Regions from separate parts of the Homo sapiens genome. Here regions 2, 3 and 4 are each linked to region 1. Evidence: chromatin loops called from intact Hi-C (ENCODE). Cell type or tissue: Panc1. All regions are shown on one strand. Region 1 overlaps PRKN (parkin RBR E3 ubiquitin protein ligase). Region 2 overlaps PRKN (parkin RBR E3 ubiquitin protein ligase). Region 3 overlaps PRKN (parkin RBR E3 ubiquitin protein ligase). Region 4 overlaps PRKN (parkin RBR E3 ubiquitin protein ligase).

Region 1 (8,000 bases):
ACAACAGCCAGGGTTGGAAACAGTTCAAGGGGTAAACGTCTCTATCTGAACAAACTCTTCCTGTGATCTCCGGAGTCCCCTCCATTCCCCCGTTAATGCTACATGGGGAAAGGAAGTTATGCTGTAACTACAGAAGATACAACATACTCTCTATCCACCCTCATGCTGGTCCTGCTTAATTTTTAGTGAAGATCAAATGTGATTTCTGCATGAACTCAGGACATTGGTTCTGACCCAGAAAGTAAACTCCAGGCCTAACTGCCAAATACCCAACTCCCTTCTAACCACTTTTCTACAACTTTTGGATGGAAATTCTATATCTACTCATTAATTGTCTAGAAAGGACTGATTTTTGCCATTCAAAGTCACCTGAGAATTTCCATTTATGTTGGGAATTCAGCACGTTTCAATTAATACTTAAGTACCCCCACTCAAGCATCAATTCAAAATCAAGATGAGGAATGCCTCAACTCTCCTGGTGTGGGGTATGGGCCCTCGAGTGCCTGGAGGGTAAAGGCTCACCCAGGTGAACTTCACATGATTTTCTTACATCATCACTCAAAGGCATAAGGACCAGGAGGATCCTTCCTTTCTCTACTTAGTTTATTGCTTTCTCTCTTGCTGTCCTTTTGTGCTCCCTGTCTCCAATGGTTCACATACAAAATTAGGGGTTAGCAAGGAATAGGAATTTCAGAGAAGCAAGCTCTGTGGAGTTGAGGAAAACCACAAATATTGTAGCACATGATTTAGTACGGCAAATGGAAAAAACAAGATCCAGCAGCCCGGCAAATTCTCTCTTCAGCTATGTGACCTTGGACATGTAACTTCATCTTTGAGCTTTCTTCATTTGTAAAATCAGGATCTTAATTTTTAAAAAGTAAAGAAAACTGAGGCTGATGTGGGGGGGAAATCACTGGAGCCCAGAAGTTTGAAACCAGACTGGGCAACATAGGGAGACCCTCTCTCTACAAATAATACAAAAATTAGCCAGGCATGGTGGCGCGTGCCTGTGGTCCCAGCTCAGGACGCTGAGGTGGGAGGATCACCGAGCCCAGAAAGTGGAGGCTGCAGTGAGATGTTATTGTACCATTGCACTCCCGCCTGGGTGACAGAGCAGAATCCTGTCTCAAAAATAAATAAAGAAAGAAAAAAAAGAAAATAAAGGAAACTGTTCATCATGCCAAAAGCCCATGAGCCATGCCTGGCACCAACAGTTGGCATCTCTGTTCATATATAGTCATTTTATCCAGATAAACTGAGGCCACTCCAGCCCTTGCACCTTTGAAAACTGCTTAAGACTAACTCCTGACCTCTCATAACGCATTTCAGAAAAGAATGCTTTATTGCATATTCATTACTCTTAATTTATTTCAAAAATCAGGGTTTTTTACTTTATCAAGTTCTTTTTTTTTTTTTTTTTGAGACATAGTCTCGCTCTGTCGCTCTGGCTGGAGTGCAGCGGCGCATGATCTCGGCTCACTGCAACCTCTGTCTCCTGGGTTCAAGCAATTCTCCTGTCTCAGCCTCTCAAGTAGCTGGGACTACAGGCACGTGCTACCACACCCAGCTAATTTTTTGTATTTTTAGTAGAGACGGGGTTTCACCGTGTTAGCCAGGATGGTCTTGATCTCTTGACCTCGTGATCCGCCCTCCTCAGCCTCCCAAAGTGCTGGGATTACAGGCGTGAGCCACCACGCCCAGCCTTATCAAGTTCTTAAACAAGTGCCTTTTACGTGCCAGGCGCAGTGCTAGGAACTTTCTTAAACACGGTATTTGAATCTCTACAGCAATCCCACAAGTAGGTACCAATTTCCCCCTTTCACAGTGAAATAAATGGAAATTCAGAGATGGTAAGTGAACTACTCAGAGCCACTATCAGTCGGAAGTAGGAGGACTAGAACTGAACTCCGGCCTGGCTAGAATTATTCAACACAAGCAGAATCTAATTATTTCCCTTACAAAAGTCAGAGGAGGCTGGGCGTGGTGGTTCATGCCTGTAATCCCAGCACTTTGGGAGGCAGAGGTGGGCAGATCACTTGAGGTCAGGAGTTTGAGACCAGCCTGGTCAACATGGTGAAACCCCGTTTTTTAAAAAAATACAAAAATTAGCCAGGCGCAGTGGCGTGTACCTGTAATCCCAGCTACTCAGGAGGCTGAGGCAGGGGAATTGCTTGAACCCAGGAGGTGGAGGTTGCAGTGAGCCAAGATGGCACCACTGCACTCCAGCCTGGGCAACAGAGCGAGACTCCATTTAAAAAAAAAAAGAAGAAGAAAAAAGAAAAAAGGAAAGGCCCTCTGTGTTGTGGTTAGGACCTCAGGTTCTAGGGCCAAAAATCTCCTGGTTGACTGCTAGTTGGTCACTTTCTACCACTGTGGCGCAGGGACCTCACTGTCCTCTTTAAACATCCATTTCTTCATTGTAAAATGGTCACATAAGTGGGGGAACAGGTGAGATCACGCACAAGAAGCATCAAACTCTGTGTAGCACGTTAGCTCGTAAAGGATTCTCACCATTTTCATTGCATAGCTACGCATTTAGTGAACACTAATGACCTTACATATTTGTGTGTCACTGTGTGAACTTATAATTCCATGTCCTTCATGTAAACGATGTGTTTACATCCAACGTATTTTCAGAGACTCGCTTTACTGCCTCACTTCTAATTTTCTATGATATACGATTGTTTCTGTGTAGGCAACACCAGACATTGTTTTCTGATTTAGGCTGGAACGCTAGAAAACTCCACCGCCTGTATGTGAAAATGCCAATGCATTTTATAAGCAAAGTCAACCGCAAAATGTTTATAGGGTCAGGCAGTTAGATCTGAGGTACAAACATGGTTTAGAAGGAATTCTTACAATGGTGCTAAAGCTCTAGAAGCAAATACTATGTGGGAGGCCATAGAAAGAGTGAATTGTTGTTCACACTTCAGCTTTGATTTGGAGACACCTGTGAAAGAAAATAATCTTTTTCCCAGTACTTACTGGTTATTTTATTTCCAGAAAACATGCTTGTTATTTTAGCCGAGGTAATTGCCTTGCCTTTCGGGTATGGTTTGTGCTAAATGAACAGTGACACCTACTGGCGGAAGATGATCACGTTTATTTACTAAAAGAAGCTCCTGTTCTCACTTTGCTGGGTATAATCCCAGAAATAATACAGAATGTTTTGATTTCAAAGAGCAAAGAACCAACACTGGAGTTAAAAAGAAAAATCAAACCACGTCAAGGCCGATACATGAATATAGACAGATTCACTTTCTGGAGTGAAGATTGCTCTTTTCTTCTCTAAAAATGCTGGGTTCCCCCAACCACCACCACAAAAATAAGCTTGTCAGAGCTGCTCCAAGTAAGGCAGTTCAAGTGCCAAGGAAAGATGTTTGGCTTGACACACCTGTTCTTCTTCTCTCCGTGGAGTAAACAGATTGGCAGAGGCTGCTTCAAACACGTTATCTGTCTAACTCATTACATATTAATACTTCCAAAGTAAATCTCTCCATTCTGTAACTTTATTTAAATATTTTTATTAATATACAGTAATACTTTTCCAGATGGCCTTATCAGAAGTTTTAGTGAGAATAAGCAGCTGAAAACACAACAGCTGCTCTGCTGGCAGCCTGAGAGCCCTGCGCTGTGATACTGCCAGGCCCCCCATGGAGTCAGCCAGGCCTGGGGGCCAGGCCCAGGAGGGAGCGTGGGAAGCCAGCCTGCAGCTCCCAGCATTACTCATGCCCCTGGGTGGGCCACTGAGTCTGCGTCTAGGTTTGGAGTGGAAAGTAGGAGGTCTGTCTACATTCCCCCAGCTCAGCTTTGCCTAGGGCCCTGTCCTTGGGGGATTATTAGACACTGTTGATTTACAAAAGCTGGTATTTTCATCTAATTTGGTTCTCTAGGTCTAGAGGTTAAAACCCAGGGGGGCCGGAGGGATGACTAATTGGCAGCCTAAATTTCCAATGTGTTGTGAAAGTTATTTAACCTGAGTTTCCTTGCCTGTGAAAATGTGTGTATTGAGTACTGCTGTGACAATTACAGGAAACAATAGATGTAACCCCCAGCCCCGTGAGTTTTTTCTTTTCTAAGACACAAACCCCATTCTCAGAGTTATGGGAGAAGGTACATTTATACACTTTAATTCAGAGACCTTTAATTCAGAGATTAAATCAATAGCGTGTGGTCTTGGAGGCATTAGATGACTTTTTTTTTTTTTTTTTGAAACGGCGTCTGGCTCTGTTGCCAGGCTGGAGTGCAGTGACGCCATCTCTGCTCACTGCAACCTCCGCCTCCCAGGTTCAAGTGATTCTGCTGCCTTAGCCTCCCGAGTAGCTGCGACTACAGGCAGGCGCCACCACACCCGGCTAATTTTTGTATTTTTAGTAGAGACAGGGTTTCACCATGTTGACCAGAATGGTCTTGATCTCTTGACCTCGTGATTTGGCAGCCTCGGCCTCCCAAAGTGCTGGGATTACAGGCGTGAGCCACTGCGCCAAGCCCGTTAGATGACTTTACAGGCCATCAAAAACCCGCTGCCATCAGAAACTCTGGACCCACAAGCAAGCTCTCTTCTTGCTCTTGGCCCAGGTCTGGAGCTTGAATGAGGGGTGAGCATGAGCTAGCATAGCCACACCTCCTACTCCTTCCTCGGCCCCATCTCCCTCCAGAGTTCTTTCCTCCATCTTCCTTTCTTCTTTCTGGTACCTCATTCCAGAGCTTTAGCTGCTTCCCCAATAGACGTGGCTTTCAATGCAAATCCTGCATTCTGACCTCTCTCCTGGGTGCTCAGCATCTGCTGGACGTCTAGATGGGGGAGTCTTCAAAACGCCAAGGCCCCTGGGCAGGAGGACGGGTGACAGTTCGGTGTGTATCAACTCCGTAGCACGGTTGATACAAGCCTTGCCTTGAAGCACTTTGTCTTATGGTCAGAACCATGAACCATCCTTTCTGGCCCATATTAATAAGATTAAAAGCTGGTAGCTTGCCTTTTTCCCTGCCTGGTTTTTATGAGCAAATATAGGACACTGTCTCCTGCGAGGCAGCAGCGGATGAGGCTGGTCGGGGGTCACTGGTAAGAACGGGTCTCTGTTGCTATTACTCTCTGTTGGTCTGCCTGGGTTTGAATTTGGATGCCGAGAGCTGATGGGCCTATCACTGGAGTGACTTTGGGTGAGTTGTTTAGCAAATATATGCCTCATTCACACATTTATTCAACAAATATGAACTGGCATCATCTACGAGCCAGGTCCTGTTCTAGGCACTGGGAGGCGTCAGTGCTCAAAAGAAACAAAGTTCCTGCCCCCCAGTGTGTGCGCTCTCCTCGGGGGAAAACAGACCGAGAAAAACAAGCCCAATCCGTCATCAAGCTCTCCAGTTATGTTAGAGCAGAGGTGGCCGCACTTTTCAGTAAAGGGCCAGGCAGTGCGTCTGTTAGCTCTGAGGGCCACTGGTCATTCTGTGAAAGTGGCCACAGACAATACACGAACCAAAAGGTGTGGCTGTGTCCCAGTAAAATGTGATTGTAAAGTGGTTCGCTGACCTCTGTGTCAGAGCATTTCCATAGGCGCCGTGGAAGCAAAGCGGGGGAGTCCAGTTAAGGCGGATCTGCTGCGCCTGGGGTGGGAGGATGGGAAGAGCAGGTTGAACTTCAGAGTAAACTTCATCGAGAAGGTGCGATTTGAGTAAAGACGGGACCCGGAGGGAGCCAGCTGGGTGGGCACCTGCAGGATCCCAGGGCATTCCCAGTCGAGTGACGCAGGATGAAAGCCCACGGCATGTTCTGGCACATCCAGAGAGCAATGCAGCTCCAGGAGACACTGTGGGGAGAGAGGGACGCAGTGGGGAGGCCTGGTGAGGACCCCTGGCTCTCATTCCCAGTGAAATGGGCAGTGGCGGGGAGTGAGAGCAGAACTGACAACATCTGAAGTCCTGCTCTGACTGCTGTCTGGGACGAAGCTCAGGAGGGGCCGGGCAGACTCCAGGAGAGATTAGACTATTGCAGCAACCAGGGCAGGAGGTGGCTGTGGCTTAGTTCCGGGCGGTCGGGGGCTGGCGGGGGGTCGGGGGGGGGGGGGGGCGACATTTCCTGAGGATTGTAAGAGAGGCGTGAGAAAAGAGTTATAACACCTGGAAGGCTCTGCGTTTCCTCATCTGTGGCTGGAACAATCACTCTGCCGCAGGATTATCTGAGGATCAACTAAGTTGACTCACGTAAAGGGTTCGGCACATGCTTACTACTTAGCCATTGCTCAGTTCATGTAGGTAGTGTCGTTATTGTTTATTATGATGATTATGGAGTTGTTCAAATCTAGATTTGACTCTAAGCTAAATCACCTACTAGCCAGAGGATCTTGAAAATGTTCGTAATCTTGGAGTCTCAATTCCCCACGTATATAAAATGAGTTTAAGGCAGAAAATGGGGAGGCCTCTCTGCATGAATGGTTCCTCGCGGACACGGTAAGTTGTTACTGGGTCTGACTAGGTCTCAATTATGTGATCACCACTCTCTTGGTGCCCCTCTCCGGTGTTATTCTGTATTCTGTTGAGTTAGCCATGTTCTCCCCAAGTCTCTTTGGGAGCAGACTGCCCTGCAGTCAGGCCACAGAGCTCTGGAGTCCTGTGGACTCCACACTCACGGTGAAGTCGTGGGTAAGAACCAGGTGACGCTCCGCAGAATGGCAGGCTCCGTCCTTCCCTCTGAGGAGCTGCCAACAGTGTGTAGGTGGAAGAAAGTGAATTCCTCCTATGCCTAGCTCCCTTTCAAAAGGCATTTAATTTCCTGTGACTGATGAGAGAGTTTGTATTTGAAACGGAAGCCTCTTAATTTATAGCCCACAATAATAGAGTCTGGCAACTACAGACCCTCCCGGTGCTGTTCAGCGGCTGCCCTGCCTGCGGAGACCCTCCTCTGGTGGAGAAGCATAATGTGCCTTTCATGCCTTTTGCACTTTGGGGCTTCATCAGGAAAAGATGACCTTACTCAGTTAAAAAAAATCCTCTTCATCAGATGTGCAGTAGCTGTGAAACATCAAGAAGAACACATGCCATTGAAGGGTGACACCTGAATTACCTGCCATTTTCTATTTTTCAAAACAGTCTCAGCCAAAAGGCTAGAAGTGAATAAATAATTCTACCACGACTCCTCTAAATAAGATTTTAGCACTCTGTTATTTGCTTCGAACAGGAGATCAGAGAACATTTGAGAGTGGCACTTTGCATTTGGGACATGGCACGGAAGCCGTGGCTGGAGGCCAAGGACTGTCTCAGGCAGAAACCTTTGCCTGGGGCCTCGGGTGCATCTAAACAGAATCTGGGAATAAATACCAGGACCTGACACAGAGCGCCCGAGAACACAGAGACTGGCCGCTGCCTGTGACAAACAACGCTGAACACCCTCCAGCCTTCCGGAGAAGGGTGCACGGCTCTGACATCTGGGGAGAAAATGCTGGAAAGAGCCTCTTCTGCAAAATTGTGCATGGAGATTGAGAGCATAGTGTCGAGTTTCCACCTTGTTGAGAGTTTGTGCTCCAGAGAGCCATTTGCAGCAAAGAAAGAGAGAAGTCTGAATTAAAATGACACCAGTACCCTGCCCTCACTGACCCTCCCCACCTCGGCCCAGGACACAGTGCTGTCGAGGAGTTTCACGTCCCACCGCTCTGCCTGGCTGCTTCTCTCAGGCACCCCTTCCTTCCTGGAGTTATCATCTCTTTCTGCCACCTCTGCCTCGCTTCCCTTTCCACAGTCTCCTCTTCAGAAGGCAGGAAAGAGAAAGGAACAGCAGCTGGGTGAGGCTCACCCTGCCTGACTTCATGCTGTAAATGCTCCCTGTCCTCTCAGGAAGTTTCCCTTTTAATTAAAAATTGCATTTTTGAATGAGCTTCCTCAGAGCTAGGGAGCTGGAACATCTCATTTGTGTGGCATTATCCTTGTTCTCAGGAATGGCCATGTGGCTTCCTTCTCAGCTGGACTCCTGTGGGAAGCTGTGAACAGAAGGCGCCCTGAGACGTGCT
Region 2 (8,000 bases), 81 kb before region 1:
TAGGAGTAGTGCCTCTCCCAAAGAGTGCAAACTTAATCAATTGACTAATGATAAGCATGTGCAGTGCATGGCCCAAAATGGACATGATTAGCAACAATGATGATCAGGATAATGCATTTCAGAGTTGCTTCATGTGATCCACAAAAAGCAGTTTTTAACACAACTCATAAAAAAGCTTTTATGCCCAGATGATTCAGTGATCCAGGTATTCCTTCTCACATGGCTGATAACTAAGACATGCAGACTTTCTCTCTCATGTCACTCACTGACAGCGCATCTTAGAAACGTAGTGTTATATCTTCCCCCAGAACAGCCGCATCTTAGAAACGTAGGGTTATATCTTCATATCTTGGTGTTACATCCTCAGCCTCAGGATGCTGCTGTGGCTGAGGCTGTGCTGCCTGAAGGAAACCCCTGTCTGTCCAAGGCCTGTCTGTTTGGTTTATAGACCCACACAACCCATGGCTCAAGAAGCCACTGAGCCTTGTACAAATTCACAATGTGAGATGCTATAGAGAACAAATGACCAGTTTCTCCAGCATCTGAGAGGCGTGGAGTACAAAGCAGAAGAGAGACAGTTGCAGATGGCAGACAAGTCAAACAACCACTTGAACATCTGGGCTGGGTGTGAAGCCTGATTTCTGATTCCTGGAAACAGACCAACCATTAAAAAAAAAGCATTCAACAGTCTGGGAGAAAATATTGCAAAAGACCTATCGGATAAAGGGACTATTACCAAAATATACAAAGAACTTTTCAAAATTGACAGTAAGAAAACTATCAACAAGATTAAAAATGGGCAAAAGAGCTGAACAGAAACCTCACCGAAAAAAGATATACAGATGCAAAAAAGCATATGAAAAGATGTTCAACATCATATGTCATTTGGCATTTGCAAATTAAAACAATGAGATACCTCTACACACCTACTAAAATGGCCAAAACCCAAAACATGGATGCCACCAGATGCTGGGGAGGATGTGGAGCTCCAGGAACTCTCATTCACTGTTGGTGGGAATGCAAAATGGTACAGTCTCTTTGGAAGACAGTCTGGCAGTTTCTTAGAAAACTAAACACAGCCGGGCACAATGGCTCTTGCCTGTAATCCCAGCGCTTGGGAGGTTGAGGCAGGCAGATCACGAGGTCAGGAGTTCGAGACTAGCCTGGCAATATGGTGAAACCCCGTCTCTACTAAAAATACAAAAATTAGCCAGGCATGGTGGCGAGTACCAGTAGTCCCAGCTACTTGGGAGTCTGAGGCAGGAGAATCGCTTGAACCCAGGAGGCGGAGGTTGCAGTGAGCCAAGATTGCGCCATTGCACTCCAGCCCGGGCGACAGAGGGAGACTTGGTCTCAAAAAAAAAAAAAAAAAGAAAAAAAAAAACTAAACTAAACATACGCTTACCATATGATCTAGCAAACATGCTTCTTGGTATTTACTTGAATTAGTTGAAAACTTATGTATACAACTAAACCTTCATACAGATATTGACAGCAGATTTATTCATAATTGACAAATCTGGGAAGCAACCAAGGTGTCCTTCAGTCGATGAATGGATAAATAAACTGGTACTTCCAGACAGTGAGATATTATTCCATGCTAAAAAGAAACGTACTGTCAAGCCATGGGAAGACATAGAGGAACCTTAAGTGCATATTACCAGTGAAAGATGCCAATCTGAAAAGACTACATACTGTGTGGTTTCAGCTATATGATATTCTAGAAAAGGCAAAACTCTGGACACAGTAAAAAGATCCATGATTGTCAGGGGTTTGGGGAGGAAAGGATGAGTATGTGGAGCACTGAGGGTTTTCAGGACCATGAAACTCTTTTGTATAATACTGCAGAGGTGGATAAATGTTATACATTTGTCCAAACCCATAGGAAGTACAGCACCAGGAGTGAACCTCATGTAAACTGAGGACTTTGGGTGATGATGTGTCAATGTACATTTTGCATTTATAACAAATGTACCACTCTTGTGGGGAACACTGATAGTGGGGGAGGCTGTGCATGTATAGGGGAGAGGGGAGAGGGGAGCTCTCTGTACTCTGCTCAATTTTGCCGTGAAATTAAACTGTCTTTAAAAATAATCTCTATTGAAAAATGAAAAATTCTAAAAGTTTTGACACAACTGACTTTAGATAATAGTAAGGATGCATTGATTTTCATTAACATTTCAACTGCACCTTAAAGATGCGTGAGATTTTGTAAGGAAACATGGCCGAAGGACTTTTGGCAAAGACACTGCATGAACAAAAGTGGGGAAGGAGGAGAGTGAGGGCAGCATTCAGAAGACAACTTGGTGTTCAGTTTATCTGTAATCTTGGGAACAGCTGCGGTTTCAAATAATTCATTGTATTATTCCTGGACACCATTTCAGAAATCATAGCATTTTGGCATCCAAATTCTACCTTCTGAAGGGTCTTTCAAAGCTAGAAGAGAATAAAAATTCTTTACCCATTCGTAGAACTTGGTTCTGAATATATGATGACCTCAGCCACAGAGCAGTAATTCTCAAGATTAATTGTGCCTAAGAATTGTCAAGGGAAAGGGTTACTTATGGAAAATGCAGAAACCACCACCACCTCGAATCCAGTAGGTCTGAAATGAAACCTGCAATCTGCATTTTTCACGAGCAACTCAGCTAACTTGGATCCAGGTGGACCAGGGACCACATTTTCAGAAGTCAAACCATAGAGGTAGATGCAAGAGGCTAGAAGAGAGGTCCCACATTCCAAAGCCAATAAGAAGCAACAGGTGACATGAACGAGAGAAATGAGGGGTGGGAAACACTGATCTTAGCTTTTCACTTTCATACTTAGGAGAATTATGCACTCCACAAAGAAATACACTCTTTCTCTTACTTTTAGAAAAACACAGCCCTTTCCCACTTTTGATAGAGACATGGGACAGAAATATTTCCCTATATGCAACAGACATTTATGTGTAATGACAAATAGCAACTGAAGGGAAGGAGTGGAGGCCCAGGGTGTCCTCATTCTTCACTTTAGCAAGGGAAGTTTAGGATGCATCTTTTACGTTGATCTCCCAATCTGTAAATGTTGTCTTAGATTCTTTTCAAGCACTCTGTGAGCCAAAAAAAAAAAAAAAATGTGTGTGTGTGTGTGTCCAGACCCTGCTCACAAGCCACCAGTTGTGACCTTTGAACGAAACCCTAGCTGGGAAGGTTGGTTTGGACTAGATCACAGGGTTTCAGCCTGAGTTCTGAGAAATGTGCGGAGGTTGCAAAGCATCGGGGGCTTCAGTAGAAGATAAAGAAGAATCTCAATCCTCCCCCATCCCCATACACACACACTCACCCCATCTCACTCTTCAACATGACCATCTCTGCTTTTATTATGTATAGGTGTTCCAAAGCATATTTCACTTGAAAAATAGAATGTAGCCGCTAGAATTCCCAAAGAATATCCTGGATGTATTAGTCAGCACAGACTAAAGTCTGTTGCAGTAACAAACAACTTCAACATTTCAGTGGTTTGAAACAACAAAGGTTTGTTTCTCACGCGTAAGGCCTGTCCAATAGGGTTGGCAGGGAGACTGATGTGACCTCGTTCTCCATCAGGGTCGGCAGGTGGAGCCCTTCCTTCAGGAAGCAGGATGGTGGGAGGGATGGAGAGTTGAGTGCCAGAAATTAAAGGCTCTGGCCTCAAGTTACACATGTCATTGCCACCCACATTTCATTGGCCAAACAAGGCATTTGACGACATCTAACTGGGTTAGGACAGCACACCCTTCCCACAAGCTCTCAGGGAGAAGGGAGCTGAAGACCCTGTGAGCAGTGTGAATGGCTGGCACGGCGGGGTCATGTGGTGTGTTGGGAGGAGGCTTGAATTCCAAACCAGAGAGTGAGCTTTTATTTACTGAGGAATAGGAATTATAATGGGATCGTTGAGGAGAGGAGTAACATAACAAATGTAATAAATACAAACACTAATTATAAAAAGCTAAATATTCCATTTATTAATTAATACACTCTATAACATGATACTGATTTGCAGCCTGAATAAAAATCCCCTTGGTGAGCAGAGGTTTCTATCAGCTAAATTATGAATAGTATAGGTTAGAAATTGATTAACAATAATTTGTCTTTTTTCCCACATGTGAATTTAACCAATCTAATAAGAGCTTTATAAATAACTAATGAAAAAAGCCAGTCTCAGTGCTTGTGAGTCCTCCCACTGTGGAAAATTAGACCCATCTATTGAAGAACAAATATCCCCTCATGGAAGCAAAGGTTTCCTCTCTCCCGTCATTTGATCAGATTTAGAAGCATAATTACCATCATGCAATTTGAACTAAATATATTAAAGTATTTCTTTGAAGTGAAAATAATTGGAAAGCATCAGGAACAAGCCTTTCTATTTGAGACACCTTGGGAGGAGAGTTAGCCTCAACAAAGGCTGAAGCAGCTACAGCTACTGATCCCTGCTGCCGACTTCCCACCCACCTTGGCAACAGAACCAGGCAGAATCCTGGTCTCATCTTGTTTGCATTTGATGTGAATTCTGTCAAAAGGAAGAGATAATTGAGCTAGAGTTAGCCTTCTGAATTGAAAGGGAAAGGAGCGAGAAGAGCAGCTGAAAATACTTTGTGGTGCAAAGTATTCAGTCTGTAAGTGGGATATGGTGTGTGTGTGTGTGTGTGTGAGAGAGAGAGAGAGAGAGAGAGACATGTAAGCACTGTGCACACACACAGACTTGAGAATTGTACCCTTGACTCTTTTCAATGGGAATACAGAGTTTTAAAAAGGAGTAATATCTGTCTCTTATCTCTCCTAATTTATTCCCAGTTCAAGACAGAGGAGCAAGAACTTTTTTTTCTTTAAAGGATAACCTTTGCCAGAGGGTCTGTTTTGAAGGAGGAATGTCTGTGAGAGCTGAATGATGATGTCTCTCTTTCTTCCTGTAGTGGGGACACCCTGTCCTCCACTCGCCCTTACCTGGGAAGTTGTCCTAAGGAGGTACAAATCCCTTCCACTCCTTGGCAGAGCTTCCTGTACTTCTTTACCTGACTTTTCATGTTGGGAGTGAGGAAGTACTGATAAGTGCCCCTCCTGCAGGCCACTAGCCAGCAATGCCGCCTGGCCCTGGCCTGTGGGCTGACCCCTGGGAACAGGCTGTGGAGTCGTAGCCAGGAGGAACGGGCATGCCAGCAGGTTTGTGACGGGTTTTCTGCCTTGATGTATTTGCTCCTAGGGCTGCCATTATAAAGTGCCACAAGCCGGGTGGCGTAGAACAGCAGAAATGTGTTGTCTCACGGTTCTGGAGGCCAGAAGTCTGAAATCAAGGTGCCTCCAAGGTCATGTTCCTCTGAAACCCATGGGGAAGAATCCCTCCTTGCATCTTCTGGCTTCTGGTGTTTGCCAGCAATCCTTGGCTTGTGGCTGTGTCACTCCAGTCTCTGCTCCCATCATCTCATGGCCACCTTCTTGCTGTGTCTCCCTCCTCTTCTTCTGAGGATGCCAGCCATGTTTCAGTTAGAGCCAACCTACTTTGGTATGACCTTATGATATGGTTTGGCTGTGTCCCCACCCAAATATCCCTTAAATTGTAATAATCCCCACAGATCAAGGGCTGGGCCAGGTGGAGATAATTGAATCATGGGGGTGGCTTTCCCCATACTGTCCTTGTGGTAGTGAATAAGTCTCACAAGATCTGATGGTTTTATAAAGGGGAGGTCCCCTGCACATGCTCTCTTGCCTGCCACCACGTAAGACGTGCCTTTGCTCCTCATTGGCCTTCCGCCATGATTGTGAGGCCTCCCCAGCCATGTGGAACTGTGAGTCAGTTAAATCTCTTTCCTTTATAAATTACCCAGTGTCGAGTATGTCTTTATTAGCAGCATGAGACCAGACTAATACACCTTACCTTGACTAATTACATCCACAATGACACTATTTCCAAAGAAGATCTCATTCCAAGGTACTGGGTGTTAGGACATCAGCATATCTTTGTAAGGGATACAACTCAACCCATGACACTCAGGCCACTCGATCCTCCCAGCTAGCCTTGCCTGTGTGCACTGTCATTCTGATGCTCTCTAACAGGAACCAGGAAAATCTAAAGAGATTCTGTATTCCCATCAAACCGGGAAGGGCAAGAGCACATCACTTACATGTTAAGCCTCTTAATTACATTTATTCTTTGAACAAATGTTTGGCACTTCTATGTGCTAAGCACTGTGCCAAGTGCCCAGAAGATGGTCACAGCATGCCCCCATGACACAGAGGTCTAGAACGAACACCAACATTAAATAACCCTGTGCACGGATGCTGAGAAAGGGGAAGCTCAGGGTGCCATGGTAGTATGGAGTGAGGGCTGTAACCTAGTCTTCAGAACATTAGAAAGGCCTCCCTGCTGAAATAAAGCTTCACTGAGACCTGAAGGAAGAGTTGGGTCTAACCCCACCAAGAGAGCACGGAATTAGATTCTAGAAATGATGAAAGTAAATGAAGATGACCGTGCTTGTCATAGATGAACAATAGTTGTGTGAACAAAACAGGAACCTCTTTCTCTCAGGACATGGTCCCCATGGCTGGCTCTGTGGTAAGGAAACAGAAGCTCCCGTCTGTGGCTCTGCTGTCCCTTGAGCGTGCTCAGGTGGTTGAAGGTGACTGGCACCATACCTGCCTTCCAGCTTGCACAAAGAGAGAAGGAGAAGGGCTGGGAACATGCCTTCTTTAAGGGCGTAACCCAGAAATGGCACGCTTCACTTTCGTTTACATCTCAGGTGCCAGATCCAGTCACATGGGACCCTGAGTGCAGGAGAGGCCAGGGAATGTAGTCTGTACCTGGCAGACACGTGCCCAGTGAAGGCTTCTTATACTGCAGACGGGAGGAGAAGATACACATCGGGAGGAGAAGATACACATCAGGAGGACAACTATGAGCCATAGCATGTTGTCTGACACGTTAACAACTAAGGATTCCTTCCCTCCCCTAGGATATGCCGGGCAATGCAGTGGCCACTAGCCAGCGTCCTTGGAGCACTCAAAATGTGGGTAGTCCGAAGGGAGGTGTGTTGCAAATGTAAAATACAAACCAGATTTCAAAGACTTAATACCATAGAAGAATATAAGATATCTTATTAGTAATTTTTATGCTGATTACAGGATGAAATAAATTTTTTGATATATTGTGGTAAATAAAATATATTATCAAAATCACTTTCACCTGCTTCTTTTTGCTTTCCTAAAGTGGATATTAAAATACAATTTATATGTGTGGCTCGCATTTTATTTCCAATGTATAGCACCACTCTAGAATCGTTTAACGGTGTAGAGGGCAAGAAAGATGTCAACAACAGAGTTCAAGGCGGAGCAAGGGAGAGGAGTCCTAGAAGACTGGGGAAAGGCTGGGGATGAATCCTAGAAGAACTTGATGTTCGCCTGGAGACTTGGATCTTACAAGTTCACTGGAAGCACAGAGTTCATCAGATGCACCTCAGCCAGCTGGAGCATGTTCCTGAAACCTCTCCAGCCCATTTCTTTGCCCGTAAGATGGGAATACATGTGCTTATTGCAGACCGTTTTCATACTGATTAAATCAGTTAATGTGTGTAAAGCTCTCACACAGTATCAGCACATTAAAATGTTCAGTTTTGTTACTGAATGAAGGAACCAGTCGATGAAGAAACTAGAAATTCAGTTCAATCCAGTGCCTCCTTGCACAAACAGATTTGAAATCTTTGGATAGTTTTGAAGGAAAAAGCATCATTGATCATTAAACTTCATAGAAATAGTTTCTTGAATGCAGAATGTAAGTAACACAAGGTCTCCACTCTCCTTAAGATTCAGTCCCTTGTTCCACAGGCATGAAAAGGACCAGTCAGGCTTCTCAGCTGACGTGGACACCTGATAACATGGTGATGGAGAACATTTTTGTTGAGGCTTTGAAGTAGTCAAGTATATTGACCTTGACCTACCTGGAGAGCAGGTGTTGGATAGAGTTGGGGTAAGAGTTGCCAAGACATCACA
Region 3 (8,000 bases), 500 kb before region 1:
TAGTGGAGCTGAAAAATTCCTATCGCCTAGTGACACTGTAGCTGTTGCAATGTAGTAGCTCAAGGCATTATTCATGTTTGTGGTGGTGCTGGTGTAAACAAAACTGTGCTGCCAGTCATATAAAAGTATAGCACATATGAAGTACAGTACATAATACTTGATAATGGTCATGAATAATTATGTTACTGGTTTATGTATATTGTATACTTTTTATTGCTATTTTAGAGTATACTCCTACTTATAAATAAGTTAACGGTAAAGCAGTCTCAGGCAGGATCTTCAGGAGGATTTCCAGAAGAAGGCATTGTTATAGGAAATGACAGGTCCATGCATGTCATTGCCCCTGAAGACCTTCCAGTGGGACAATATATGGGGGTGGAAGATGGTGATATGGATGATCCTGACCCTGTTAGGCTAATGTGTGTGTCAGTGTCTTAGTTTTCAACAAAAAGTTTAAAAAGTTTTACAAATTTAGAAACAGAAAAAAAGCATATAGAATACAGATATAAAGGAAGAAAATATATTTATATGGCTGTACAATGTGTTTGTGGTTTAAGCTAAGTGTTATTACAAGTGTCAGAGTTTTAAAAATTAAGAAGTGTATAAAGTCAGAAAGTTACAGTAAGCCAAGGTCAGTTTATTATTGAGGAACTTTGTTGTATACATTTAGTGTAACCTAGATGTACAGTGTTCATAACGTCTACAGTGGTATACAATAATGTCCTAGGCCTTCACATTCACTCACTCACTGAATCAGGAGAGCAACTTGGAGTACTGTAAGCTCCATTCACAGTAAGTGTCCTATTCAGGGGTACGTTTCTTTTTTTTTTTTTTTAGACAGTCTCACTCTGTTGCCAGGCTGGAGTGCAGTGGCGCTATCTTGGCTCACTGCAACCTCCGCCTCCTGGGTTCAAGCGATTCTCCTGCCTCAGCCTCCGGAGTAGCTGGGATTACAGGCACACACCACCACACCCAGCTAATTTTTGTATTTTTAGTAGAGACGAGACGGGGTTTCACCATGTTGGCCAGGATGGTCTCAATCTCTTGACTTCGTGATCCACTTCGGCCTCCCAAAGTGCTGGGATTACCGGCATGAGCCACTGCGCCCGGCCCAGGGGTACCATGTTTTTTATCTTTTATACTGTATTTTCACTGTACCTTTTCCATGTTCACATGTGTTTAGATAGACATTGTGCATCTACTTACCATTGTTTTATGGTTTCCTTTTTTATTTTTTCTGGTAGAGTCTTGCTCTGTGGCCCAGGCTGGAGTGCAGTGGCACAATCTTGGCTCACTGCAACCTCCACCTCCTAGGTTCAAGCACGTCTCATGCCTCAGCCTCCCAAGTAGGTGGGATTACAGGTTTGCACAACCACACCCAGCTAATTTTTGTACCTTGAGTAGAGACAGGGTTTCACCATGTTGGCCAGGCTAGTCTCAAACTCCTGACCTTAAGTGATCCGCCTGCCTTAGCACCCCAAAGTGCTGGGATTATAGGCGTGAACCAGCACGCCCAGCCGGTGTTATGGTTTCCAACAGTATTCAGTCCAGTAACATGCTGTACAGGTTTTTAACCCAGCAGCAAAAGGCTCTACCATCCAGTCTAGGTTTGTAGCAGGTGATACCATCTAGGTTTGTGTAAGTATGCTCTGTGATGTCCACACAAAGACCTATTTCTCAGAATGTATCCATGTGGTTAAGCGACTCATGACAGTAATTAAAAACGTATGCTTACTATCTGTCCTAAGGAGGATAGGAATGTGATTTTTCAACTTTACCTGTGTCCCTGTCATCACTTACAAAGCTGTTGAAATGCCATCTGACACAGTTCTTTAATCACATGTAGTAGACCCCTGTACAGTCTCCCCAGCACTTTTCACTGTGAGCATTTGCTCTGTGGCATGTCTTAATACATATTACTGATGGAGTACTGAGGCTCCAGCTGCCCCTTTAAATTGTGAACCTATTTGTATTTCCAGCACTTGCTAAGACTTCACTGGTTTGGGAAGATGACAGTTCATAATGGTAAGATCCTATAACAGGAACAACTGAAACCTTTAACCATCTAGAGCAAGCTATGTTCTTACTGAATTCCAATAACTTTATTGGGGTATAATTTACACATCATGCAAATCCTCCAGGTATATGTCCAGTTCGATCATTTCTAATACACATTTATAATTGGGCAACCAGTTATCACAATCCAGTTTCAGAAAAATAAACCCTAAAAAGTTTTTCGATGCATATTTGAGCCATCCTCACTCCCACCTTCAGCCCTAGGCAAACACTGATCAACTGTCTGCTTATAGAGTTTTGTCTTTTTTTCTAGAAATGTTAGATAAATGGAATCAAATGCTATGTAATCTTTTGTCAGTCTTATTTCCCTCAGCGTAATTTTGAGATTTTTCTCAAAGTTATTGTACGTGAAACTCTTCTTGATGAGCAAAACTCCATTGCAAGGATACGATACCTTTTGTTTATCCATTCACCAGTAGATGGACATTTGCGTTGTTATTGTGAGTTACACTGTGAACATGGCGTAAAACTCTTCGTGTGGATCTGCACTTTCATTTCTCCTCAGTTGGATACCTAGGAGAGGAATTGCTGGCTCTAACAGTCGTGTGCTTAACAGTTTCAGAAATTGCTCGAATGTTTTCAAGTGGCTGCAATATTTTGCATTCCCACCAGCAAAAGGTGGTGGTGGGGAGCGGGGGTGTTGGTTTCTAGTTTCTCTACTTCCTCACCGACACTAGATTTTGTCAACTTGTTCATTATAGACGTTCTCTAATTACTAGTCATATTAAACATCTTATCCATGTGCTTATTAACCCAGTCGTATATCTCGTTAAGTGAAATGTCTATTCAAAGCTTTTGCCTAATTACATGGCATTGTGTTAGTCATGCCGTGCACTGGCTTGTTTTCCCGTGCATAGAAGTTTTGTTTTCCTTCCTTAGAAGAAAAAGAACTCACCCCACTGAGTTCGTTAAGCATTTTGTGGGTACAAAGATAATGCACCATGATTATATAACCTGAGAGGTGTTTGTATACCATGCAGTATTTTGCATAGAAAATGAAATTCTAAATCCGACTTCTGAAATCAAAACCCTGGTGTCCTCCCATTTGGCTCAATCTCTGTTTCATTGTATATATTTGTCGATGACTCATGGTTTGAAAATCACAGACCATAAGCCTCATAAGAGGTAGAGCTGAATCTCTCTTGCAGCTTTTCCATGAGTAACTATTTAGTGTTAATTATGATTAAGACAATAACTCTTTAACAAAGCATAAGTAAGTCAGATTAATCAGCCAGCTTTCACGCACACTCTTCCTGGGTTCTAGAGGGCTTTCGTCAGCAAATTGAAGCAATGACGATGTTCTGCGTGGTACTGTTGTTTCCATGGTAAATATGTGAATTGATTACCCATGAGCCCAGGTCACAATGTACTGTTGTTGTGCTTTATTCCTTATTATGTTAGAAATCCCGCACAGCAGGGGACTGGTATCTACTCCCGGGTCACCTTGGGACTTCTAATATGAAAATTGAAATGAATTCTTTGTTGTTGTAAATTGCAAACAGAAAAACAGTCGCCTGTTTCCACACTTATAAATATGTATGTCCTCCCCACCAATGAAATTATGGTGAAGGATAGATCAAAGTGAATTAGCACCTGTCAAGGAAATATGATAGGTCATTCTGCCCTATAATTTTATTCCCCTTTCTTCCAAGGGTGACATGATCAGCGAAGCCTGCATCTCGCTCTCCTTCACCCATTGTGGTTAACAGCAGTTCAAACGTGGAAATGAATCACCTGCTATATTACTTCTGTGCAGCAGGAGGCAAATTGAAAAACTAAATTTTTACAAGCAAAATGAGTATGGCTGTATTTGGACTCTGAATATTGCTTAGTATTTGTGTCTAGTATTATGCTGTTGTGTGCCTAAATGTTGTAAACATTTGTTGTCTGTAAATCTCTTAGGATTTCATAAGAAGCTTCCAAAGCCAGAGGTCTAAAGATCTATTCACTTGGCCATATAATTCTCCTGGCTGTGTTAACCTTAAGAATTGTATTGTCATCATATCCTAATCCATCATGTAAAACCTTATTACTACCACAAATATTAATGCCAAAATTGCTTTTAAAATGTTACAGATTTTTTTTTAAAGAGAGAATCCAAAATATATGGCAGAAATTTGAAATAAAAATGAAAAAATCGGCCGGGTGCAGTGGCTCATGCCTGTAATCCCAACACTTTGGGATGACGAGGTAGGTGGATCACCTGAGGTCAGGAGTTTGAGACCAGCCTGGCCAATATGGCAAAACCCTGTCTCTACTAAAAATACAAAAATTAGCCAGGCATGGTGGCACACACCTGTAGTCCCAGCTACTCGGGAGGCTGAGGCAGGAGAATTACTTGAGCCCTGGAGCTGCAGGTTGCAGTAAGCCGAGATCGTGTCATTGCACTCCAGCCTGAGCAGCAGAGTGAGACTCTATCTCAAAAAAAGAAAAAGAAAAATTAGGCTGGATGCGGTGGCTCACGCCTGTAATCCCAGCACTTTGGGAGGCGGAGGCAGACGGATCACGAGGTCAGGAGATCAAGACCATCCTGCCTAACACGGTGAAACCCTCTCTCTACTAAAAATACAAAACATTTAGCCGGGCATGGTGGCGGGCGCCTGTAGTCCCAGCTACTCGGGAGGCTGGGGCAGGAGGAGAATGGCGTGAACCCGGGAGGCGGAGCTTGCAGTGAACCGAGGTCGCGCCACTGCATTCCAGCCTGGGTGACAGAGCGCGACTCCGCCTCAAAAAAAAGAAAAAGAAAAAGAAAAATTAAAATTAAAGACTAACGTCGTCTATGTTTATACTATCTGTGTAATTTGCAATGCAGAGTAAGGAACGGAACCGGGTAGAAGAAGAGGAAAGCCATAAAATTTAAAATTAAATTGAAGGATTTTTTAAAAACAAGAAGAGCAAATATCAGGGAAAAGAGAATAAATAGTAAGTAAAGGGCCAATTTTAGCTTAAAGAGGAAATGCCAAAAGAGCCCAGACCATTGCAGTAGCCTCATAACAGCTTTCCCAGACTTCATCCTAAATCCTGATTCTGTTCACATCTCCACTAATGACATCTTCTAAAATTCAAATGTAATCATATCAATCACTCATGAGAATATTTTTCTACTTAATATTTTTACTTACTTGTTTGCTTTTCATTTGGCCTATGATATTCACCTACTGATAATACACATTGTATACTTATGGAATGATACTGTAATTAGAAAAATTTTTTATTGTCTTTGTCCAATTATGGGTGGTATTCCTATTTCATAAACAGTCCCATCTTCTTAAGTTTCTCATGAGATTTTCTCTCAATCACTTATGTTTCCATAATCCTCCCAATGTATCTTATGTCTTCATAAGGCCAGAAATACCAAAGTGGAAATTACTTTTCTTCTTAACAATTTCTTGTCCTTTATAACCAAATATTAGTGTTCTCAATATCTGTTGTGCTATTTGGTGGACAAGTGTTTGAGCTGGATGTTCCTTTCTTTTTCTTTTTTCTTATTAATTAGGGATAATGCTTTTTTTTCAGTAAATTCATAGCTATTTTCTTTATCATTTGATATAGTCGAGAATAAATTTATCAATGGTTGTTTAGTCATAACTGTAGCCTCGCAGCCATGATCATCCTTCCAATTTGCACTGTGGATTCTTGCTTATACATTGTTCAGTTTGATGGGGACCCTCTCTTGTGTGCATGCTTTCTCTCTTGCTCTCTGTCAATGGTAAATATTCATGTTTCTGAACCGCAATGCTATGTCTATTTGGGAATTTTCCAGTTACTTATTCACATATTCCAGAATGTTTTCCAAATGAGAATGCTAAGTTAAACTGTCATACCTATCATACACGTTTGCATGTGCAATGGCCTGCTTAGATCCACAAACTGATTGGCATGCCTGTTTGACACACAGCATGATGTAGGTAATGAAAATGTTCTGGTTCTACAACATATTCAGGGTCTTCCATGTCACTCACGCATAGCAGAGATCAATTACAGTTCTCACATTTACAGGGTTGACACAAAAGAGATGAACAATCCTACCACCTTGATATAAAGGCTTGAAATTTTTTGATAAGAAAATTAAAACTCTATTTTGGATTTCAAGCCTTTAAAAATGTATCAAAGTAAGTGTCTTGATGTGAGGGTTAAGAGTGAATATGATTCTCTTTGTACATAGAATAATAAGAATAGGGTGTTCTTTCACAAACACCTTTCAGGTTCATGAAAATTAATCGATAAACTTGAAAAGAACATCTTATTTTATTTTATTTTTAAACAGAGTCTCACTCTGTCACCCAGGCTGGAGTGCAGGGCACAACCTCGGCTCACTGCAACCTCCACCTCCTGGGTTCAAATAATTCTGGTGCCTCAGCCTCCCAAGTAGCTGGGACTACAGGCATACACCACCACGCCCAGCTAATTTTTTGTATTTTTAGTAGAGACGGGGTTTCACCATGTTGGCCAGGCTGGTCTTGAACTCCTGACCTCAGGTGATCCACCTGTCTCAGCCTCCCAAAGTGCTGAGATTACAGGCATGAGCCACCGCACCCAACGCAAAAAAGAACATTTTAAAACAACATGATTTTCAGTGATATCTGCCTACTTTTCTCCCATCTAAATTCAGAGCCTGGGCTGTCTAGGAATGCCTAGAGTTCCTTAAGCACTTCTTAGAAACTTTGCTTCCCCATAGACACATTTATTGCTGGTGAGACCAGGGAAACATCCCTCTCCTGCTTGTTAATGGAGCCTGTGGCTGCTGATGGTCATGAGTATCGCTTGCCAGTTCAGGGGATGTGCTTTTCTTTTTCTCCAAACACTCCTGATTCCTCTCCAACCCAGAAAGGAGGGACAGTGTTTGCATGGTACCAACCAACACGCTATATCCATGTATGAGGCCAAAGTGTAGATTAAGATCAACAGACCTCCTAGGTTTTGTGCTTTGGGTTATGGCAGAGCTCTTGACACAAAGGACTATGAAGCATTTCACAATTTTTTTTTCTTTTTAATAAAAGTTACATGTTTCACGTTAAAAAAAACAGTGCAGATGGGTGTAGTATAAAAAGTAAGTCTTCTTTATTCCCTATTCATACCAAGTTGGCCATTCTAATACTCCCTATCCTCAGAGATAATCACCATGAATAGCTCCCAATGTGTACTTAGAAATATAATATAGAAGTATGCATGCCTACAAGTGTGTAATATACATGTGCCTATATCTTTTTCATAAAAGGTCACAAATAGAATCCTACAGTAAATTCTACTTTACAGCTTATTCTTTTTTTCACTTTACCAATATCTAGACATCCTCAGAGATCAGTATATATAATACTACCTTATTCTGATAAAAAGCTTTACAGTGTTACGTTGTATAGCTGTGTTGCAAATTATTGAATGAGGTTGTTAAGGGTAGACATGTAGAATTTTCCAACATTTAAGATATTACAAATGATGCTTCATGAGCATCTTTGTTCTAGCCTTAGTCTGCTTTGGCTGCCTTAACAAAATACCATAGACCGAGTGGCTTGAACAATAGAAATTTATTTTTCACAATTCTGGAGGGTATGAAGTCCAAGTCGAAGGCTCCAGCCGATTGGAAACCTGGTGAGGGCTCTCTTCGTGGTTTATTGACAGCTGCCTTCTTGCTGTCCTTACATGACAGAGAGTGAGCTCTGGTTTCTCCTCTTCTCATAAGGACACAAATCCCATAAGGGTTCTCTGCTTTCATGACTTCATATAGATCTAATTACCTCCCAGACGCTCCACCTACAAATACCATGACATTGGAGGTAATGGTTTCAACATATGAATTTGGGGGAGACACAAGCATTCAGTCCATAACAGTTCATGTATCGCTGTATCCTTGAGTATATCATGTTTATAAGATATATTGTTAGAAATTATATTGCTGGGTCAATGAATAAATAGACATAGTAGGT
Region 4 (8,000 bases), 280 kb before region 1:
GTTTTTAGAGTGATTTCTATACTCTAGTTACATGTCCTTTATCAGATACATGAAAATATTTTCTCCCAAGGTAAAGGTTGCTGTTTCAGTCTTTTAATAGTGTCTTTCAAAGAGCAGATCTTTTCACTTTGATGAAGTCCAGTTTGTCAGTTTGTTCTTTTATGGATCATGCTTTTCTCTTCTGTTTTCTGCTAGAACTTTTATAGTTTAGTGTTTTACCTTTATATCTATTATTCATTTTGTGCAAATCAGTGGGAATCAAAGTTTATTTGCATATGAATATCAAATTATGTTAGCATTACTTGTTAAATATACTGTTTTCTCCTGACAGAATTGCCTTTGTACTTCTGTCAAAAAATCAATTGTCCATATATGTGAGGTTCTATCTATGAACTCTCTATCCTTTTGTCTTGATCTATTCTGTTTGTACCAATACCACATTATTCTGATAATTGTACATTTCTAATAAGTCTTAAAAGCAGATAGTGTTAGTTGTTCAGATTTGTCCTTTTAAAAAAACAGTTTACATATTCTAAGTCATTTGCCCTTCCACATAAACTTTAGAATCAGTTGATCAATTTCTCCAAATTAGGATTTATTCTAACTACTGTGGTTTCTTAGACAAATTTAGACTCTAGGCATTATCCTGAATAAATATTTGTTTCAATGGATGAATAATTTACCTTTGCTTGACTTGTATAGTATTTTTATGTGTTGGTGTTATTTTCTCCATTGTAAATTCTCCAATTTGTTGATCTGTAAGGCCCATTATCCTACTATATCCTTCTGGCTACATGTAGCCTGTCTGCATATTTGTATTTGGTGTGATTTTTTTTGCATGTTGTTGACATTTTAAATATATAGATCTTTAAGTGTAACTTGAAGTTTAGGCCATTGTTATTTAATTGATTCACTCCTTCAATCTAATCACAATTTAATTTAATTAGTCTCATATTAGAAGCTTTTGTTGGATTTTGACCCATGTTGTATGTTTTATAAGTAAGCATGTTTCTTTACTAAAGTGTTAGGTGTGAAATTATGGCCCATTAATCCAAGACATGAAAAGAAACACTTGGAACCTTTTATAAGGGTAATTGTTGGGAGTAATGAATCTATAAATACAGAATTGAGGGAAAACTAATAAAAATGAAAAATAAAAATGTAAAATGGCCTACATGAACATGGACCCTGACATTTAAAAAATTGTTCCACAATTAGAAAATGCCAGGGATTGATTTTCAGTAATTGTCCCTCCTTGATGTTTAATTAAAGAGTATTTTCAACTTAAAGGTCATGGTGAATTGAGTTTTCCTGGATAATGGTCAATGACAATGTGTTTGAAACAGATATTGAACTTACCAATGGCTTACAAGATTAGAGAAGAGAGGCAGGGAGACATTCTAATTCTGCTATTCAGTCCTGGGGAGAGAAAGAATACTGTTTTACATACTATCAGTTCAGAGGAGCAAATTAACCAACAACAAAGATAAAGAACGTTGAGACTAGAGACTGAATTTGTTGGACTTTATGAGAGGGCAAGCTTACATTTGGAATATTTTATTGTAGGAGCCCAGGTTGTACAGGGGCTGTGAGTAAAGAGTGCTCTTACTGAAGCAACAGCCTGCTAGAGCACAGTTGCTACATAGAGAAAGAGATGCCTTCATCTTTGTAGCTTTTCATAGGAAGCACGTAATTCACAGCAAATATTATAATGTGTGCATTCCATGATATCATTGTCTTTCCTTCTCTCCTAAAAGTTAGAGATTACAAATATCAGCTCTTCAAATTCCACATTACCAGAGGATGAGTTTCAAGAAAGGTGTCATCCCAAGTGGAGAATCACTTATAGTTTCCTTATTTCAGATACTATATTATGATCCACTCATACTTTGCTGCTAAGGGACTAACAGGCTACTTCACACGGAGCCACACAGACAGAAAGTGCAGGATCCTTGAAAAGTTTGTGTAGTTTAAATGACCCTGAGGTGCTGCCAGATCCAGGGAACACTGAGAACAGGGAAGCTACATTATGTGCAATGAATACTGGCTCTGTGCATGTGATCCAGGCAATCACCATTTCAATGAAAGAATGTAGGGCTTACATGTTCTCTTTAGTTTCTGAGTCATGCACAGTTCTACCTACAAAAAATCAGCAAATCGGGAAGTTGGATGCTTAGTACTGAGGCTGACTGAGCATGCAAATATCATTTTTTACAATAAAATCACAAAGTAGTAGTGCATTTGTGTGAATAGCATGAATTAGCTAAATTTAACATACATATTCCTATCTATGGTGCTTCTGAAATAATCTTAACAATAAATAAAACTTTGTAAGAGGGTAGAATTAGATACTTGAAATGCACTGATTGGGTTATATATGTCTAGATCTACATCTAGACTCACATGTATGCCTGCATGATACTGTGCAAGCTGTTACAGAAATAGAAAGACCAACGTTAGCCTCCAAGTTGACCACTAAATATATGTTATTACCAATAGCCTTGAAACTTTGCAGAAGAATTTAGGAATATCCTTAGATTTAGATACGTTCCTCAACTGGACATCTGGCATGTTGAAAACCTGAGGGCATGAAGTGAATGGTCTAGTCTACTTTTACACTGTAGTGGGGCATTTAAGTAAATTACATGGTACAAAACAGAGTTCTTCCCTTTATTTGTTCAGCAGATTTTAGTTCAGCAGAGTTTAGAAACTTCCAAATATCCCGTCCAAATATTTTAAGTCATAAAAATAGGGTGTCAACCCTGAAAGGACATTTATTCAGGATCAAGGCCTTGAAGAATGGGGTCTCTTAACTATGGGAAAAAAATGGTTTTCCAAAATTCTATAATGCTTACCATTTCCAAGCCCTTTTTATCTACTGATTGTCATCTGACTCTCTGCTAGCTATTTAATATCTTCTCTTTCATGCTGTATCCTGGACTGGGTCTTGTGTCCTATAGCTTCATCGCTCTTCTAAGGAGAGATGTATGTAATGCTTTGGAATAATGAGAGACGTATGTAATGCTTGGATGTTCTATGCAGATATGAGAATGCATGGCCTGTTTTTAAACACTTCTTCAGCCTCTGTCCGCCACCCAGTCCACTATGTAATCAGAAAAGTATTTCTCATCGTCTATTTGCTTAAAATTGATCACGCTATGATCTAAGCTCACTCTTCCTATTTTCTATTTTATGGAATTGAAAAACACCTCCTCACTCTTTTCTCTGTAAATGTCCTGTGCTCTCATGATTGACTGTACCGTTTCCAACTTTCTCTTCCAGGGTTTTGTCCCCATTAATCCTCACCCTGTCTCTCATCTTTCCCTCTAGCAGCCGCTTCTATGGAAAGATCTCAGACTTACAGGAAAAGACTTCTGCTCTACAAAGATGTCCTTGCCTTCTCAGTTGTCTTTAGGTTCCTTTCAAAATGGTTCAGACTCTTCATTTTGTGGAGTTAAGGCTCAAAATGCAACACTTTTGAGTGAGGTTACCAGGTAAACTTGCATTCACTTTGCTGGTGTAAATAACTGAGATCAGGCCTTTGCTGAGAACACATGTGGATTTGGGAAGACACTGAGTGCCCAATAGGGTGGTTACTAGTACACCAAGAAGTGGGCAAAGAGCAACAAAAGTGTTAGGAGCGGAAGAACCCCATTTACCCCTGGACTGGACATTATTAGATCAAAACTGCTTTCTCTGTCATTTGTTCATCATTATAGAGGAACCTCTCTCATTTCAGGTAGTTGAAAACAATTTTCTTGGCTCCCGGTATATTCTACCTCCATGGTTCTTCCTTTGAGCTTTTCCATTCCTTTTGTAGCCAGTTGGGGGCAGTGCTAATCTTCTCAATTCTATTGCCCTTAACCAAGGCAGGATATAATCAGTCATTAGGCAAAACCGTGTCCTAGTCCACAGTCCTGGGGCTGGTAGGGATGTCAGAGGCCACCTGGGTTGACCTGGGAGCCTGTAGCCTGTGACTACACAGGGATTGGCAGGCTTCAATGTAGATTGGAATTGCCTGGGGAGGTTTTTAAGAAATGCCGATGCCTGGGTCCCACCGAGGACAATTAATGATGAGGTCTGGGCATCTGAGTTTAGTGAATGCCCACCAGGAGATTCTGATCCCGCAGTGAGTGTCAAGCCACAGTTCGGGACTTCTAAGTACTGGGAGCCCCCACTTCACAAAGCTGCCAATTCTGTTTTCTACACAGCACAACTCAGCTGAGAATTCTTCCTTAGTTTGCATTGAAATCTGTAACTGTCATCCTCATGTTAGCAAACAGGGAGTCTGTCACCCATACGGTCCAGGTGAAAAAGTGGGAACTTTAACCACTGATTCCAAGAAGATTCACTATTTGAGAATCCAAAAAGGGATTTGGACAGTTAGATAGATGTGCATCCAGTTCTTAGTCAAAACCGAGTATTGGGATGTAATGGACATGATGTGATTGTCTGGAATTTCTTATTTAAGGAAAGGTGGGAAATTCCATCCTTTTCTACAGTTAAAAATTAAAAAAAAAATCCATAGTGACCTTTGCCCAAATAAAGAGGGGTAGGGTTATTTCATAGCAGTTATAAATTGCACACTGTGTGCCTAATTGCTTAAAAAAAAACCCCAAAGGGTATTTACGTTATGTATATTGTACCACAATTCAAAATTTAAAAGGACAACATTATGTGAAGTGCATCTGATTGGTATTTTACTGTTTTGATTTTTTTCTAGTCAGACTCAGTATACAGTTGATCCACTATGATGGGTTACATCATAGTCCATGGTCAAAATCTTTTTTTCTTATTATTATTACTATTAACAATCTCTAATTCAGTGCTGTAAACTATGGATGGAAGAAATAATCTGGTAAATGAAGGATATCAAAAGTTCTCTGTAACCTTTGTTGTGTTGTTGTTAAATGCAAAGGGGCTTTCGTGTGTCAAGCAGCAACGTGCTGATGCAGGTCTGATTCTAAGTGCTGTGTTTTAGAGAATGCTTGAGGTAACACCATTCAGAGTTTTCTTTTCTTTTTCCTTTCTGTCTTTTGAGGATGTCCTTCACTGAAGTACAAGGACATTTACAAGGATTTCTAGGCTTCTCCATCACTGCTTAGTGCCTGTGGCCAATCTATCTGTGATATACGGTAAATATTTTCCCTTGCAGGAAAAGGGCTTAGAGCTATTTCTCTGCATTGATTGAGCACATTAGACTAATATTTATCCATTTGAAACTTTGGGAATTGGCCATACATCATTTAGTAGCTGTGCACCCATTATGAAAAGTAATTGTATATTAGTATTTCCAAAAATTTACATCTGGGGTAGAAAACCTGTCAATCACAAATGTTTTCGTGATGATTACATTGGGGAAAATTAGAATTGCTCATGATAATGTGGTTGTTAATTTTAAAAGACATGTGACTTTTCCAATATTAGAAAGAAATGAGAGGGTTTCTAATACTTTATTTCAGGATCATTTTGAACCCCAGAGCTATGGCCTCCACAACTCCTATTGCTGGTCATAATTGTATGTATTGTTCAGCAGAGACACATAATTTTGGGTATCTCTTTCCTGAGAATTGAATATAAAAAAAGTGCCCAAACTTGCCAACTTTCATTCCTTGGTCCACCTGTAGTCAACCATCACCTGGCTGGGTGACTAAGTCACATACATTTTCCCCATGAAGGAAATCTGATAAGATAAAACACCCATACTCCTGTAAAGAATGGAGGGAAAAAAATACACCATGATTTATTTTTAGATAAATTAAAAGACAGAAAAAATCTATCTTTCGAACAAAGAGATCTATGTTGGTATTGCCCTGTGTGCCATTTAAAATGACATTATATTGGTTTTCAGAAATATTTAGGGCTAGTTTTTCTTCTATGTTTTATAAGCTTTTTAAATTATCTCCTTTTTATGTTTATGTGTTTTTTTAATTCTAAAGACATCTATTTTTATGATCAGAAAAATATTTTTATAATCAGAAATATATTGTGTTTAAAATCAAGAACCCAAAATTACCAGGATTGCTAAATTTTATTTAAAAATATGTGGTAATATCCATCCACTTTTTTCTTTTTTTTTTTTTTTTTTGAGACAGAGTCTCACTCTGTTGCCCAGGTTAGAGTGCAGTGGTATGATCTCTGCTCACTGCAACCTCAGCCTCTCAGGTTCAAGCAATCCTCATGCCTCAGCCTCCCAAGTAGCTGGGATTACAGGTGTGCGCTACCATGCCAGCTAATTTTTGTGGGGGGGTTGGTTTTGTTTGTTCGTTTGTTTGTTTGTTTTGTTTGTTTTTATAGCAGACACACTTTCAACATGTTGGCCAGGCTGGTCTCAAATTCTCGACCTCAAATGATCCGCCCCCCTCAGCCTCCCAGTGCTGGGATTGCAGGCGTAAGCCACTGTGCCCAGCCCACCCACTTTTCCTATAGTAGCTTCTTATCTTTTTCTAATCCTATAGTCATTAAGATGAAAGCTTTTACTTCTAAAACTGTATTTACAGTTTCCCATCACAAAGATCCCCACGAAGAGCAGAATGGCAAGCTCACAAAAAAAGACTTTAAATTACTGCCTACTTGTTGTCTTTGAAATCATTCAAGTTTTCGAGGTAAAGAGAAGAACATGTGCTTATTTTATCAACCAAAAGCAATGACGTGCTCAGTGGTCATTAGAATGGGAATTATACTCTGGGGGTTTAATTTTACTTTTTTGAGTGTTTCTTTAAAAACTTAGTAAGAAGGAGTTGGGTTTTTACTATTTTTTTTCCTCTTGGTATATAATTTTAAAACTAAAGTTATTCTGGTTATTATTTCCCTTAGAGCACATATTTCCATCTTAAAGTAGCGCTCCCACAACTTGAGCATTCAGAGTAGAGGCAAATTTGGCGTCAGTGTTTGCCATGCAAAACCCACACCGATATTCAAGTTTCGCCTGCATCTTTATTTCCATTTTCCCTTATAGAGTGTAATCTGTTGACATGGAGAGAGAGGCAAAACATAAGCAGTTGGAGAGAGATAAAAATTGAGCACAAATTCAGGATAGTCCACAAATCGGCAAACTCAGAAAACATTGTATTCAAAGTGTGTGATGACAGTGTCATCACAGTTTCTGTCTTTGCTGTTTGCCCACTCGCTAAGTCTTATTTGTAACCCCAAAATCAGTATTCCAGACGCCTTTAAGATCTTCATCGACATTTGCAGAGCAACAAAGTTTGACTCACCCAACACTCTTGCTGTCTGCTGTGGATGAAAGAGCAATGCTCTGCCTTCTTGTTTCAGCTCTCATGCTATGAACAAGGATGTCCTTTTCATGGCCTATTTAGTACCGTGGTTTTTACATTTTTGTGCTTTTTGTTGGTGATCTTACTGTTTAAAATGCCCCCCAAGCATAGTGCTGTCTAGTATTCCTAAGTGCAAGAAGGCTATGATGTGCCTTGTGGAGAAAATACATGTGTTAGAGAAGCCTTTTTCAGCATGAGCAGATAACCTAGACAGGCTCCAGATAATCTCTATTCAAAAACAGAGATGCAGAAAGTCCTATTCCCCATGTTAAGTAGATTCTCCTTCCTAGATATTTGTTAGGCTTTCAGCCCCAGCACTTCTTGATCCCCAATTTTAGAAAAAGTCTTGGAAAGCAGAACTTATGGGTTAGAGATATAGTAAAAGTAGAACTGAACCTGCCATGAAGCCTGGCAAACCCGGGTGAGAGCTGCCTGCAGGGGCCTTGCTTCGGAAGAAAAGATTAGACCCAAGAGGCTGTTTTTCCAGGCACTGAACTCAGGAAGTGAGAGGTTAGGGTTGAAGCCTACAAAAGATCCAACTGGTAGACTGCAGTATGTGGAAGAGATGGAGGTTTCTAAAGCAGTATGTTAAGGCTCTCTGGAGAAACAGAACCAATAGGAAAGATAGATGGATTGAGGAATAGGTGGATAGATGGATAGATAGGAATAGGATAGGGGTGGGTGGATGGATGGATGGATGGATGGATGGATGGATGGAAAGGA

Evidence for each region. Hi-C counts contacts between places; a loop is a spot of excess contacts. Peaks named below come from ENCODE experiments on the same cell type or tissue, not always from the same donor. Only the 100,000 strongest peaks of a DNase experiment are listed, where the experiment ranks them.
Region 2: it touches region 1 in a loop (4-fold over the local background); 32 of 110 quality-filtered maps call a loop at or near these places.
Region 3: a loop joins it to region 1, with 3 times the contacts of the local background. A loop is called at or near these places in 9 of 110 quality-filtered maps.
Region 4: a loop joins it to region 1, with 3 times the contacts of the local background. A loop is called at or near these places in 57 of 110 quality-filtered maps.

Annotation. Positions count from the first base shown.
Region 1 is chr6:161,413,660-161,421,659 of GRCh38, reverse strand. The region is part of intron 9 of PRKN (parkin RBR E3 ubiquitin protein ligase); the gene reads left to right. Among named protein-coding and RNA genes, the nearest start is that of AGPAT4, 140 kb to the right of the region's middle. RefSeq lists enhancers at 5,224-5,749, 5,750-6,275. In Panc1, CTCF peaks have their summits at 2,881 and 3,080 (motif pointing left); a DNase peak (open chromatin) is centred at 3,089; H3K27ac peaks cover 1,289 bases.
Region 2 is chr6:161,494,249-161,502,248 of GRCh38, reverse strand. All of the region lies in intron 9 of PRKN (parkin RBR E3 ubiquitin protein ligase), which reads left to right. Among named protein-coding and RNA genes, the nearest start is that of AGPAT4, 220 kb to the right of the region's middle. RefSeq lists an enhancer at 3,434-3,935. In Panc1, CTCF peaks have their summits at 3,390 and 3,591 (motif pointing right); a DNase peak (open chromatin) is centred at 3,664.
Region 3 is chr6:161,913,621-161,921,620 of GRCh38, reverse strand. All of the region lies in intron 6 of PRKN (parkin RBR E3 ubiquitin protein ligase), which reads left to right. Among named protein-coding and RNA genes, the nearest start is that of LNCR-SMAL, 320 kb to the left of the region's middle. In Panc1, a CTCF peak has its summit at 3,788; a DNase peak (open chromatin) is centred at 3,210; H3K4me3 peaks cover 1,240 bases.
Region 4 is chr6:161,691,036-161,699,035 of GRCh38, reverse strand. All of the region lies in intron 7 of PRKN (parkin RBR E3 ubiquitin protein ligase), which reads left to right. Among named protein-coding and RNA genes, the nearest start is that of AGPAT4, 420 kb to the right of the region's middle. In Panc1, CTCF peaks have their summits at 3,626 and 3,826 (motif pointing right); a DNase peak (open chromatin) is centred at 3,785.